Linked DNA regions of Homo sapiens: region 2 is linked to region 1. Evidence: chromatin contacts called from ENCODE Hi-C or POLR2A ChIA-PET data. All regions are on one chromosome and are shown on one strand. Each heading gives the region's core, a stretch centred on a gene start or an enhancer-like site at or near the end of the contact. The rest is flanking DNA. Distances are from core to core; before and after follow the strand shown. Region 1 overlaps ERC1 (ELKS/RAB6-interacting/CAST family member 1). Region 2 has its middle 46 kb from the start of LINC00942.

The links. Hi-C counts contacts between places; a loop is a spot of excess contacts on that map. ChIA-PET counts read pairs that join two places held with the same protein, here RNA polymerase II (POLR2A). Pooled maps may share reads with other maps.
Region 2: a map of mammary epithelial cell shows a loop between it and region 1 (2.2-fold over the local background). The contact joins two enhancer-like sites. A Hi-C loop is called at or near these places in 2 of 168 maps with a recorded cell type or tissue (PC-3 and mammary epithelial cell), 2 of 37 single-sample maps with no recorded cell type and 5 of 50 pooled maps. POLR2A ChIA-PET finds 5 or more read pairs at or near these places in 3 of 52 experiments (GM10248, WTC11 and activated CD4-positive, alpha-beta T cell).

Annotation. Positions count from the first base shown.
Region 1 is chr12:1,279,675-1,286,297 of GRCh38, forward strand. The region is part of intron 14 of ERC1 (ELKS/RAB6-interacting/CAST family member 1); the gene reads left to right. Among named protein-coding and RNA genes, the nearest start is that of LINC00942, 220 kb to the right of the region's middle. Within about 2 kb of position 3,482, at least 10 of the 41 ENCODE cell types and tissues checked have a DNase peak (open chromatin) inside an H3K27ac peak, as active enhancers do.
Region 2 is chr12:1,543,575-1,550,197 of GRCh38, forward strand. No RefSeq gene overlaps it. Among named protein-coding and RNA genes, the nearest start is that of LINC00942, 46 kb to the left of the region's middle. Within about 2 kb of position 2,622, at least 2 of the 41 ENCODE cell types and tissues checked have a DNase peak (open chromatin) inside an H3K27ac peak, as active enhancers do.

The sequences.
Region 1 (6,623 bases), core at 2,232-4,731:
TTTTATTTTATTTTATTTATTTATTTTTTTTTGAGACGGAGTCTCGCTCTGTCGCCCAGGCCGGACTGCGGACTGCAGTGGTGCAATCTCGGCTCACTGCAACCTCCGCGTCCCGGGTTCAAGCAATTCTTCTGCCTCAGCTTCCCAAGTAGCTGGGACTACAGGCGTGCGCCACCATGCCCAGCTAATTTTTGTATTTTTAGTAAAGACGAGGTTTCACCATGTTGGCCAGGCTGGTCTCGAACTCCTGACCTCATGATCCACCCTCCTCAGCCTCCCAAAGTCCTGGGATGACAGATGTGAGCCACCGTGCCCGACCAGACATGTTTTTATACCCTATACTCTATCTAAACTGCAGAGCAACTTCTGTAGCAGGAAGCACTCTTGGAGTCTATGTGGTGGATCTATACCAAGGGATATATCGTTCGCTTGTAATGAGTTCTTGGGGTGTTTGGCTCTTATTTCTTTTCTCCTACTGAGAAGTTTGATAAACCAAGTTATTGATCATAGAAGCAGTCATCCAAGATACGGCTGAAAGTAAAGCCTTGGGAGCCAGATGGCTTCCCGCTGATTTTTATATGCAGTTTATATTCTCCTTGGCTGTGTCTTCCTGGATGTTTCAATGAAAGATATTTTTTTCTGGAGAAATGTGCACGGTGGGATTTATCCTATTCAACAGATAGTTTTTGTGTGTGTCATGTCCCAAGCCCTATTTGGACATTCAATTGTCCCTTCCTCTTGTCTCTACCCTCTTTAATAAATGAATAAAGATGCATTAAAATTAATGTAAAGTGCTTCGGATTAGAAGTCAAGTGACGTGGATTCTAATCCTTGTTCTGTGTACTAACAGTGATTTGGCATAAGTTTTGTAATCTCTCCAAGTATCTGTAATCTCACCTAGATGGAAGAAATTATTATCCCCACAAGTATCCACTCACCACCTCACATTGAGATAAGTATTTGCAAGGGTTTTAGTCGCTTACAAAGGCAGCATACAAGTGTTGAGCCTTATTATGGCCAAAATCACACACACACACCAGACATGCGCAAACATACACGTATCATATATGCACATACATACACATATTATACACGCACTTACGTGATGTTTATGAGTTTCCCTCTTGGTGTCCTAGGGTTACCAGACATAAAATCCCATCCTTTTACTTTTCTCCCTTGGCTAATAGTATACTTTTGATAAGGTCAAGTAAGTGTCATTTTATTTGCCAACATTGTGTTTCTAACAACTGTCCAGGGTTGTGTTGAAATAAATTTTCTCCACAAAATGTGTGTCTAATTAATGAAATGTCAACTTTATTTATTTCTAGGTGGCAGTTTGGTTTTTTTCACCATTGCAAATGAGAAGAATTAAAATTTCCAGTTAAAATGGCAGTGAACTTTTATTTTTGTTAAAAACTTAAGGAAAGTGTTTGAGTCTGTTTTACTCACATTATTTCATTTGATCTTAGAAGAAGGGCTGAATCCCTACATGGTCTGTTTTGTTTGCTGTTTTCCGAATAAAATGCAATAAATATTTTCTCCATTTGAGATGATCAGATTATTTAAACTAAGAAGGAAATTTCTTTCCAAAACCTGGACAAATTATATAGCCATTCAACACTTGCTTTATTCTATTGTGTTAACTCCCTAGCAAAGCAAAAAAAAAATGCCTTTTCAGAAGAGAAATTATCAGAGCTCAGAGTTCTAGGGATGGTCTTTGTCATTCCACCTCTATTCATATTTCATTTCCTAAATTAGACATTTGTCACAAACCCTAATGAAATATTAAGAGCTCTCAGACCCAGATGCAGAAGAAAGCATAAAATGGTGGTTGCCACATCTTCTTTGTTACTACTGCTGGAGGAAGAAAATGCAATCTATTACTTAGATTATTTCTGTCCTCCCTTCTTCCAGGAGCTTATGTGTACCCAGTAGATCATTAATTTTTTGTGTTAATTGATTCCATTACAATCTGTTGCTGAAATAAGCAAATCTTGGGAGATAAATAATATTTTGCTGTCAAAGCATGATGTAGGCTGACTTAAAAATAGAAAAAATGAAATAATATTCTGCTGAAAAGATAGTTTGTTTTCAGGGCATTAATTCAGGTATTTATTTTTTAGTTTTGATGCTGTGCTGTCAAAGTCACCTAAATAGAATTGGCAGTGATGAAACACTGGCCCGTCTTAGCCTCTTTCTAACATCAGTGACGCAAGATACTGAGGGTCATAGCAGCAGGGGGATGTTTGCTTTGAAAATGTGCATCCACATTTTATTGTGTCTTATTTTTCAAACCCTACTTAGGAGTGATGAGTGCTTATTACGGGATTTATCTTCCTAAGCCTTCTGAGTTGATTTTTTTTTTAAATAAAAGGAAAATTGAGATGGCTTGAAAAAGAAGCATTTCTTTCACACTGATACGTTTCCACTCTCTTTTAAAAAGAGTGGGAATGGGAACACTCCCCAGAGTGACTCATGAGATACCATTGTGGGTGATTTTGGTAAACACTGATACATGGTAGCAAAGCAGCGCTCAGTGTGTACAGCAGGATGGAGTCGGACTACTCAGCTTGGAATCCTAGCTTTGCTTTCTCTGTATGACCTCGGACAAGGCACTTAAACCCACTAACCCTGTTTCTTTTGCCATAAAAATGAGGATAATAATACTTTATACCCACCATATAGGATCATTTTGAGGCTTTAATGAGACAATACATCTAAAGCACTTAGAACAGTGTACTTCAAAGTAGACAAATAATGTAAGTAATTATTATTGCAATAACTATAGTTATTCCATAGTTATAAAATACTGTACTGCCGGTATATATCTTGTCAAAGAATTACCATGAGTTGGCAAAAAGAACGTATTGGAAAAAAGAGATTTCTAGTGTAAATGATAGCCTAAAGCTCTCTTGGGAAATGTAAATTCAAATTTTCATTAGCAATAGTTGTGAGATCCTCTAAAGGAATTTCCTAGGAAAGGATGATAGAATTTATGTATGTAGGTATATGTGTATATATGTTTTCACTAATACTTCAAAAATGCTCCTCCACTCAAGAGCTTGTTACCTTTTTTTCTTCATAATTATAAAACAGTAGGTTTTAATCTGGAACTTTGTTCTAGTCAGGGAAACCAGTGGACTTCTCAAGTGACAATCTGGCTTGCATGGTGACTGCTGAACCTCTGGATAATCTTTTTGTACCACTCCCTTTTTCTTCTAATTGTTTTCTTCTTGTGGAGACTTACGCCTTTTACTCTCCCAAGAGAGTATAACAAGATTTTCCATACGCATCTTGGAAACTACAAAAAGTGTTTTTCTCCTGGTTGTGGAACAGAAGAAGGTGGGAAACTTGAAGAAGCGGGCTTTGCCAGCCTCTGAAGCCCCCTGTTGTGCTGCTTTCTTAAGGAAAATAGGTCTGTGGTAAAGTCATAATTTGTTCCCTTCTTATTCTGAGCAAAAGTTTATTAGCTTGTGATTTAAGCAAACCATCTGGTCCTGCTGGCACTGCACACTGTCAGGCCCCGTGCTTTCTGCTTATTATGTTACTGAAGGCAGTTACATATTTGAGTCCCAGCTCTGGCCTGAGCTTTTCTGTGTTTTAAAACGTCTGCTTTTGAAAATTGTGCTGTGACCTGGAGTATATTTTTAAAGTGTGGATAAATTCTTCATTGTTTAGTATAGGATTTATCTCTTCTTTTCTTCTACTCATCGGTCTTTACCCTCGTTTCTCTGGCTGTACCCAATACTGTACAACTGCTCAGTGGTAGGCATGAAATGGAACCAAGTGATTCTAGCTGGAAGTGTTCTCCTGGATTGTGGAAACATAGCAGAAAATGAAGTAATTAAATTTGACTTTGAAACTGTTTCCCTGGCTTAGAGCCAGAGAGCAAATCAGATGATTGATTGGAAATACCAGGAATGTATGGTACCATTCTTGCCTTGAATACTAAAATGCTTTAGAACTTACTTGGATATATGTATAATCTGAGGCAGAAATACTTTGAGGGTCTCACACTCAAATGGATGGGAAAATTAAGCAATCTTTAAGAAAATGATTTTACTAACAGATAAAAATCTGAAAGGTAGAGATTTTTAAATTTTTTAACAATATGTAATAGTTGTACGTATTTATGGGGTACATGTGATATTTTGATATATGTGTACAATGTGTAATGATCAAATCTGGGTAACTGGGGTATCCATCACTTCTAACATCTATTATTTCCTTGTGTTGCAACATTCCAAATCTTCTAGCTATTTTGAAATTCACAATAAATGATTTAACTATAGTCTCCCTACTGTGCTATTGAACACTACAACTTACTCCTTCTATCTAACTGTATTTTTGTACCCATTAACCAACCTCCCTTCATCCCCCTCTCCCTCCTACCCTTCCCAGCCTCTGGTAACCACCATTCTGTTCACTATCTCCATGAAATCAAATTTCTTCTAGCTCCCACGTGTGAGTGAGAACAAGCAACATCTGTCTTTCCGTGCCTGGCTTGTTTCACTTAACATAATGTTCTCCAGTTCCATTCATGTTGCTGCAAATGACAGGATTTCATTCTTTTTATGGCTGAATAGTATTCGTGTGTGTGTGTGTGTGTGTGTGTGTGTGTGTGTGTGTGTGTGTATACATACCACATTTTATCCATTCATCCACTGATGGACACTTAGGTTGATTCCGTATTTTGGCTATTGTGAACAGTGCCACAGTAAACATGGGAGTGCAAATATCTATTTGATATACTGATTTCCTTTCTTTTGGATATATACCTAGTAGTGGGATTGCTGGATCATGAGAGAGTTCTATTTTTAGTTGTTTAAGGAAACACCATACTATTTTCCATAGTTGCTGTACTAATTTACATTCTCACTAACAGTGTATGAGTGCTCTCCCTTCTCTGCATCCTTGCCAGCATTTGTTATTTTCTGCTTTCTTGGTAATAGCCATTTTAACTGGGATGAGATAGTATCTCATTGTGGGGTTTTTTTAGGAGTGGTTTGAGGGAGAGACAGTGTCTTGTTCTGTTACCCAGGCTGGAGCGCAGTGGTGTGATCATAGCTCACTGCAGCTGCAAACTCCTGGGCTCAAGCAACCCTCCAGAATGGCCGAGACTACAGGTGTGCACTATCGTGCCTGGCTAATTTTTTGTAGAGATGAAGTCTCACTCTGTGGCCTAGGCTGGCCTCAAACCCCTTCCTCCTGCCTTGGCCTCCTGGAATTACAGGCATGAGCCACCACTCCCAGCTTCACTGTGGTTTTGGTTTGCGTTTCTTTGATGATTAGTGATGTCAAACATTTTTCATATAACTTTTGGCTTTATTTTTATGTCTTCTTTTGAGAAATGTCTATAGAGATCTTTTGCTCATATTTTAATCGAATTTTTTTTTGTTTGCTTTGGAAGTAAGAGTTTTGAATGAAGGGTAAAATGTGTCCTTAAACATGACAGACTTGATGCTGGGGAAGTAACTTTCACAGAAACAATTGAAGATAGTCAATAAAATTGCATTTATATCTTGGCAAAAAGGTAAGAAATTCTCAGGTCAGGGGATGAACAGGTAGGGAATTCAAAAATAAGTACTTGATAATTATTGAACATTGGGTTTTATATCTTCATAGGATAAAAGAAAAGATCAAGGCAGCCCAAGATAGTCAAGTGGGAAACCAAATCCCTGTCACTCTTTTATAAAACAAATCCACAAAGCCCAAAATTCATTCTTTGAAAACACCAAGAAAGTCAGCTGGTCTTTGGTGAGACTAAAAGAAAAAAGAAAAATGGCACAATGAACAATATTTATTTTAGAATGATAGAGGGTTCACAACTACTAGTCTTGTAGGTGCTAGAAAGATATAAAGATATCTTTGCCAGCACATTTGAAAATTTAGACTAAATGACCAAATGCCAGGAAAAATTGAACTTAGCAAAGCCAGCTAAATATGAAAAAGAAAACCTGAGAAAAATGAGGCAGTAATAAAAATTTTTCCTACAAATTTCAAGCCCAGAGATTTATATTGGTAACTTTTGGCAAATATACAAGGAGCAAATAATTTCAATCTTACAGACACAATTTGGAAATATAAAAGAGAGGGAACAATCACTCAACAACATATTTAATAAGGTTCACATAACTTTATATCAAAACTTTACAAGTTAATACAGGAAAAGAAAAGCTTAGGCCTGTCTCAATCCTGAACATGTAGAAAAATTCCTAAACATAATCAGACCAATCCAAAATTAGTGTACACAAAAAAGAAAAATGTGCATGAGCAAGTTTTATTCCAAGAGTTCAAGGTTGGCTTAACAGTAGAAAACTACTGTAATCCTGGCTAGGCGTGGTTAATTTTTTGTAGAGATGGAGTCCCAGCACTTTGGGAGGCCAAGGCAGGTGGATCACTTGAAGTCAGGAGTTCAAGACCAGCCTGGCCAACGTGGCAAAACCCCGTCTCTACTAAAAACACAAAAATTAACCAGACGTGGTGGTGCATACCTGTAATCTCAGCTACTTGGGAAGCTGAGGCAGGAGAATTGCTTGAACTGGGGAGATGGAGGTTGCAGTGAGCTGAGATCACTCCACTGCACTCCAGCCTGGGCAACAGGGCAAGACTCCATCTCAAAA
Region 2 (6,623 bases), core at 1,372-3,871, 260 kb after region 1:
TGTTTTTTTTTTTTTCAAGACAGAGTCTCCCTCTGTCGCCCAGGCAGAAGTGCAGTGGCGTGATCTTGGCTCACTGCAACCTCCGCCTCCCGGATTCAAGCGATTCTCCTGCCTCGGCCTCCCGAGTAGCTGGGACTACAGGTGTGCGCCACCACACCAAGCTAATTTTTGTTATTTTTAGTAGAGACTGGGTTTCACCATGTTGGCCAGGCTGGCCTTGAGCTCCTGACCTCGGGTGATCTACCGTGCCCAGCTGACATTTTTGCAGATACATTTATAAGATGTTCCTCCCTCAATTTGGGCTTGTCTGATGTTTTTTCATGATTAGAATGTATTTATACAGTTCTGGCAAGAATCTCACATGAGTGGATATTGTATCCTTCTCAGTGCATCATATCAAGGAGTGCGTGATGTTGAGATTACTGGTGATATTAACTTTTGATCATTTAATGTAATTTTTGATATGGTTTTGTCTACCATGTGGCTGTTTGATTTCCATTCATGCCCCTCCCCACCACACCTTTTTTATGGTGGTGGTTCCAGGGCTAACTACATGCATCCTTAACTTTCAGCGTTTATTTAGAATCAACATTGTACCTTTTCCCAGGCCACACGTCACTGATGTAATAAACTTAGTATATTCCGTTTACCTCCCCCCACTTAGCTGATTGTCATATTTTAAAAGATATGTCTGACAATCTACCAAATGCTTACTTTTGCTTTAGTCTGTTGTCTCTTAGTAAATTATGAAAGGACTGGAAAGTATTTTATATTTACCTGCTTATTTGCCATTTCAGGTGCTTGTTATTCTCTTCTGTGGATCCAAGTTTCCAGCCTGATGGGGATTCTATATGTAGCATTTCTGGTAGTGCACATCTGCTGATAACTAATTATCTCAACTTTCATTTATCTGAGAACGTCTTTATTTCCTCCTTGTTTTTGAAAGCTATTTTTGCAGGATATAAACTTTCTTTTTTCTTTCAGCACTTTAAAAGTGTTATTTCAAAACTCTAGTTTTTGGGCTGGGCACGGTGGCTCATGCCTGTAATCCCAGCACTTTGGGAAGCTGAGGTGGGTGGCTCGTGTGAGCCCAGGAGTTTGAGATCAGCCTGGGTAACATGGTGAAATCTCATCTCTATTTAAAAAAAAAAAAAATTAGGCTGGGCACAGTGGCTCACGCCTGTAATCCCAGCACTTTGGGAGGCTGAGGCGGGCGGATTACGAGGTCAAGAGATCAAGAACATCCTGGCTATGGTGAAACCTCGTCTCTACTAAAAATGCAAAAAATTAGCCGGGCGCGGTGGCGGGCGCCTGTAGTCCCAGCTACTTGGGAGGCTGAGGCAGGAGAATGGCGTGAACCCAGGAGGTGGAGCTTGCAGTGAGCTGAGATGTCGCCACTGCACTCCAGCCTGGGCGACAAAGCGAAACTCCATCTCAAAAAAGAAAAAGGTAGAAAATACTATAAATCATCACTAACTGATATCACTGGGGTTTCAGGAGCTCACAAACCTGAGGACTTTCCTTTGGGACAGATGACTTGTGTATCAAAGCCCCGTCTGACAATTGGCTTGTTGAATCTGAGCACTGGCTAAGTGAGACACCTACTGGTTAGACCTCAGGGATTTTAGGGATATTCAAATTCCATGGTAATTTGAGTTTATGCCCATAGTATCGTTTCACAATTTTAGAAGTTTAGGGGGAAGTGAAAGTCCTCCAAAAATAAAAGCAAACTTTTTGGAATGGAAGGAAATATTTATCATTATACGTTGTGACAGCTCTGCTGTCCTCCCAAAATACTGCATGGTGTGTGTCTTTTAAGGAAATGTGATTAGCAAGACCCCATCTCCACAAGAAAGTTAAAAAAAAATTAACCGGGTGCAGTGGCTCACACATGTAATTCCAGCACTTTCAGAGGCTGAGGCAAGAGGATGGCTTGAAGCCAGGAGGTCGAGGCTGCAGGGAGCTATGATTGTGCCACTGCACTCCAGCCTACGTGACAGAGCAAGACCATCTTATAAATAAATAGAGAAGAATGGAAATTAATTTAGTTTTGTATTTCATGATACCTCATAAAATAATTGGAGCTAATCAGGAATAATACAAACTTCTAATTGAACATTACTATTTTGTTAAACAACCTGAAACGCATTTCTAGGAGTCACATGTCAACGGCACACCTGTTGAGGGCTCCATCTCCATGCATGGCTGCCCTTTTTTTTTTTTTTTTTTTTGAGACGGATTCTCGCCCTGTCCTCCAGGCTGGAGTGCAGTGGCGCAATCTTGGCTCACTGCAACCTCTGCCTCCCAGATTCAAGGAATTCTCCTGCCTCAGCCTCCCAAGTAGCTGGGACTACAGGCGCACGCCACCACGCCCGACTAATTTTTTGTATTTTTAGTAGAGACGGGGTTTCATCTTGTTAGCCAGGATGGTCTTGATCTCCTGACCTCATGATCCGCCCGACTCGGCCTCCCAAAGTGCTGGGATTACAGGCATGAGCCACTGCACTTGGCCCTGGCTGCCCTTTCAATCAGCCAGCAACCTTGGAGTCTATGGGAAGAATTTTGCAAGAGCAGGTAATAAGATGATAATGCTTTGTGTGTGTGCATGACTCGAGCAAATCGCTTTCTCCTGCCATTTGCCCGCTGGCGTGGCGGTAAGAATGCTTTGAGCTTGGATTTAAGATGAGGTAGACAGGTCTTGACTTGAGAAGATGTGGATTTGAGATCCAGTGGTCTGACCTGAGGTTCACACTTGGCTTTTGTGAGTAGCAGTTTCTTTGGGGGCTAATGTGTGCTCTGCCGTCTCACTGAGGCGCTGTGAGGATCAAACGAAGGGATACGCGTGAGAGTGTCTTGAACGCTGCACCCATTCCCACAAACCTGAAGCGTCACGGACATGCTGCTAGGTTTATTTTCCACCGGGTCACCCGCCCTGACTGCCCCTACTGGGACGGGCAGCTGGAGAAGCGGGAGGCCTGAGAGAAGGACAAGGGAGCGTCCCACTTCGGGACGTTCGCAAGGTCTCCAAACTGATGGGCTGTGTAGCCCCCAGCTTGTTTCTGTCCAGTGCTGTTGACTGAGCATTCTGCCTCACATGCAGCTTCCACTGGATGGCTTCCGTGGCCTCAGGAGCTCTATGAATCCCGTGTTCTTAACTTGCTGTCATTTCAGAACTGCGGGGGCTTGTCAGTGTTTCGGCATGGTGGATCCATTTAATCCTCACGGAGTTTCTCCTTGGCTGTGTCCCTGGGGACAGATTTTCTGTCAGCCACCCTGTATTAAACATGCATACAGACCTCAGGTTCAGGATGTAGGAGGGTACGTGAGGTGAAGTGAATTAAACGAATTCCTGTGGAGAGCTGTTTGCCCTCCAACGTACTCTGCACTTTCTTCAGAGGCGATCTTTCTTCAGGGGAGAAAGAAAAGCCCTTTTTAGGACAGATAACTGGGCAATGTGGCTCACACCCATGCCACAGCTTAGTGTGTAAGATTGAGCTTGTACTGTGTTTGCTTGTTACAGCAGAAGTCAAATCGGTCTCCTGAAATGCAGCTGGTGCCGCTCAGCAATGCATCGCCTTGTCAGGGTCCTGCAGCAACGGTGCTTACCTGTTACAGTCGTGATGGAAGCTTTTGTTTCCACAAACCAGTAAATTCTCCAGTCTCCCTCACAGAGACCCTGAACACTGCGGTGGAGAGGAGACTCGGGTGTCCGACACTGGATCTGAGCCTCTGCCGTCCGCCCTCTGTCCTCTGGTGCACCTTGCTTTAAGCATCCATGTGGTTAACTCCTTGGCGGTCACACCGATGTGGTTTTACCGTGAGGGTGTTCATGCGTGGGGGGCTGAAGACTCATGTCCTTCTGTTCATGTTGGTGCTGCAGAGCTGGCTGAGGCACCACGGGTGGGGATGTGAGGAGGCCGTGCAGCCCAGGGGTGGCTCGTGAGTTTAAGGCTTCCCAGGTGTGCTTGCTGCTAGCAATGAGGGGCCACCCACTGGGGTGACTGTTAGCCACCTCTATCCAGGGTACTGCAGTCATTCTTCTTTCCACTTCCTTTTACCTTTTTGTCTATCCTCTTCAATGTGGCAGGCACAAAGTTAGCTACTAAAAATGCAAAAGGTGCCGTAAGAAGAAGGGCGCTTTTGGTAGAGAGGATTTAATCCAAGAAAGATTTTCTTACTCTTTATTCTGTGGCAAGATTCTAAAACATGACTGAGGCACGGTCTTTGCCTTTCAGGAGTTTATATTCTAAGAGGAAAGTTTAAAATTACACACAGTACTATATTACAAGGCAGAACCATTTTGGAACTCTAAGACCCTGGGAAAGTTGCTGAACTTCTCTGAGTTTCAACTTCCTCATCCTTAAAGGGGCCATGAAAATTCACCTCAAAGCATTATTATGAAGTTGCTTAAGATGGAATAAGAATGTTTTTCTTTCAACTGATGTGTATCGTCTTTTCAGATGGCCACTATGTTATTGGGACATAAGTACTTATTAAGTTGTTTGTATTTCACTGCTTAATAAATGAGACTACTAGGTATTTCTTTTGGCCTAGAGACTATGTGAAAGTTACCACAATGCTAAAGACAACATGAACCAAGTTCATTGACTGTAAGATGCCTTTAGTCTATACTTTACTTTTATTTTCTATATCACGAAGAAAGAATAACAGTGCCAATTCCCTATAAATTAATGCCTTTAAGAGAGTACTTTCAAACATGTGAGTTAGCCATGCCAGCCTCTCCTGGTCTGCACTTTCTTTCGTCTGTGCTGGAGGACTTGTCCATTTCTCTTGCCTCCAGACATATTGTTTGGCCTGTGATATGGTTTGGCTCTGCATCCCCACCCATAACTCACACTGAATTGTAATTCCCAATGTTGGAGGTGGGACCTGGTGGGAGGTGATTAGATCAATAGGGGTGGTTTCTAATGGTTTGGCACCATCCCTCTAGTGCTGTCTCGTGATAGAGTTCTCACAAGATCTGATTGTTTGGAAGTGCGTGTCACCTCTCCACCCCCTCTCCTGCTTGCCATGTGAAGATGTGCTCGCTTCCCCTTTGCCTTCTGCCATGATTGTAAGTTTCCTGAGGCCTTCCCAGAAGCATAAGCCTGTACAGCCCGCAGAACTGTGAGCCAGTTAAACCTCTTTTCTTTATAAATTACCCAGTCTCAGCCGGGCATGGTGGCTCACGCCTGTAATCCCAGCACTTTGAGAGGCTGAGGTGGGCGGATCACGAGGTCAGGAGATTGAGACCATCCTGCCTAACATGGTGAAACCCCATCTCTACTAAAAATACAAAAAATTAGCCAGGCATGGTGTGGGTGCCTGTAGTCCCAGCTACTCGGGAGGCTGAGGCAGGAGAATGGCGTGAACCCAGGAGGCGGAGCTTGCGTGAGCGGAGATCACACCACTGCATCCAGCCTGGGTGACACAGCAAGACTCCGTCTCAAAAAATAATAATAAAAATTTAAAAATAAATAAATAAATAAATTACCCAGTCTCAGGTGTATCTTTATACCAGTGTGAGAACAGACTAATACAGAAAATTGGTACCAGGAATGGGGTATTGCTATAAAGTTACCTGAAAATGTGGAAGCAACTTTGGAACTGGGTAACGGGGTAACGGGTAGAGGCTGGAATAGTTTGGAGGGCTCAGAAGAAGATAGGAAGATGAGGGAAAGTTTGGAACTTCCTAGAGACTTGTTGAATGGTTGTGACCAAAATGCTGATAGTGATATGGACAGTGAAGTCCAGGCTGAGGTGGTCTCAGATGGAGATTAGGAATTCATTGGGCACTGGAGTAAAGGTCACTCTTGCTACGCTTTAGCAAAGAGACTGGCAGCATTGTGCCCCTTCTCTGGGGATCTGCAGAACTTTGAACTTGAGAGAGATGATTTAGGGTATCTGGCAGAAGAAATTTCTAAGCAGCGAAGCATTCAAGATGTGACCTGGCTTCTACCAGCATATGCTCTTATTCATGAGCAAAGACATTATCTGAAACTGGAGCTTAAATTTAAAAGGGAAGCAGGCCAGGCGCAGTGGTTCACACCTGTAATCCCAGCACTTTGGTAGGCTGAGGCGGGTGGATCACTTGAGGTCAGGAGTTTGAGACCAGCTGGCCAATATGGTGAAACCCTGTCTCTACCAAAAACACAAAAAGTTAGCTAGGCCTGGTGGTGCATGACTATAATTCCAGTTACTTGGGAGGCTGAGGCACAATAACTGCTTGAACCCAGGAGGCAGAGGTTCCAGTGAGCCAAGATCACACCATTGCACTCCAGCCTGGGTGACAGAGTGAGACTCTGTCTCAAAAAAAAAAAAAAAAAAAAAAAAGAAAGCATAGCATAAAAGTTTGGAAAATTTGCAGCCTACCCAGCGGCAGAAATTTTCATAAGTAAAGAGGAGCCAAATGCTAATAGTCAAGACAATGGGGAAAATGGCTCTAAGGCATTTCAGAGTCCTTTGTGGCAGCCCCTCCCATCACAGACCTGGAGGCCTAGGAGGAAAAAAATGGCTTCACGGACCAGACCCAGGGCCTTGCTGCTCTGTGCAGCCTGAGGACATGGCACCCTGCATTGTGGCTGCTCCAGCTCCAGCTGTGGCTCAAAGGGCCCCAGATATGT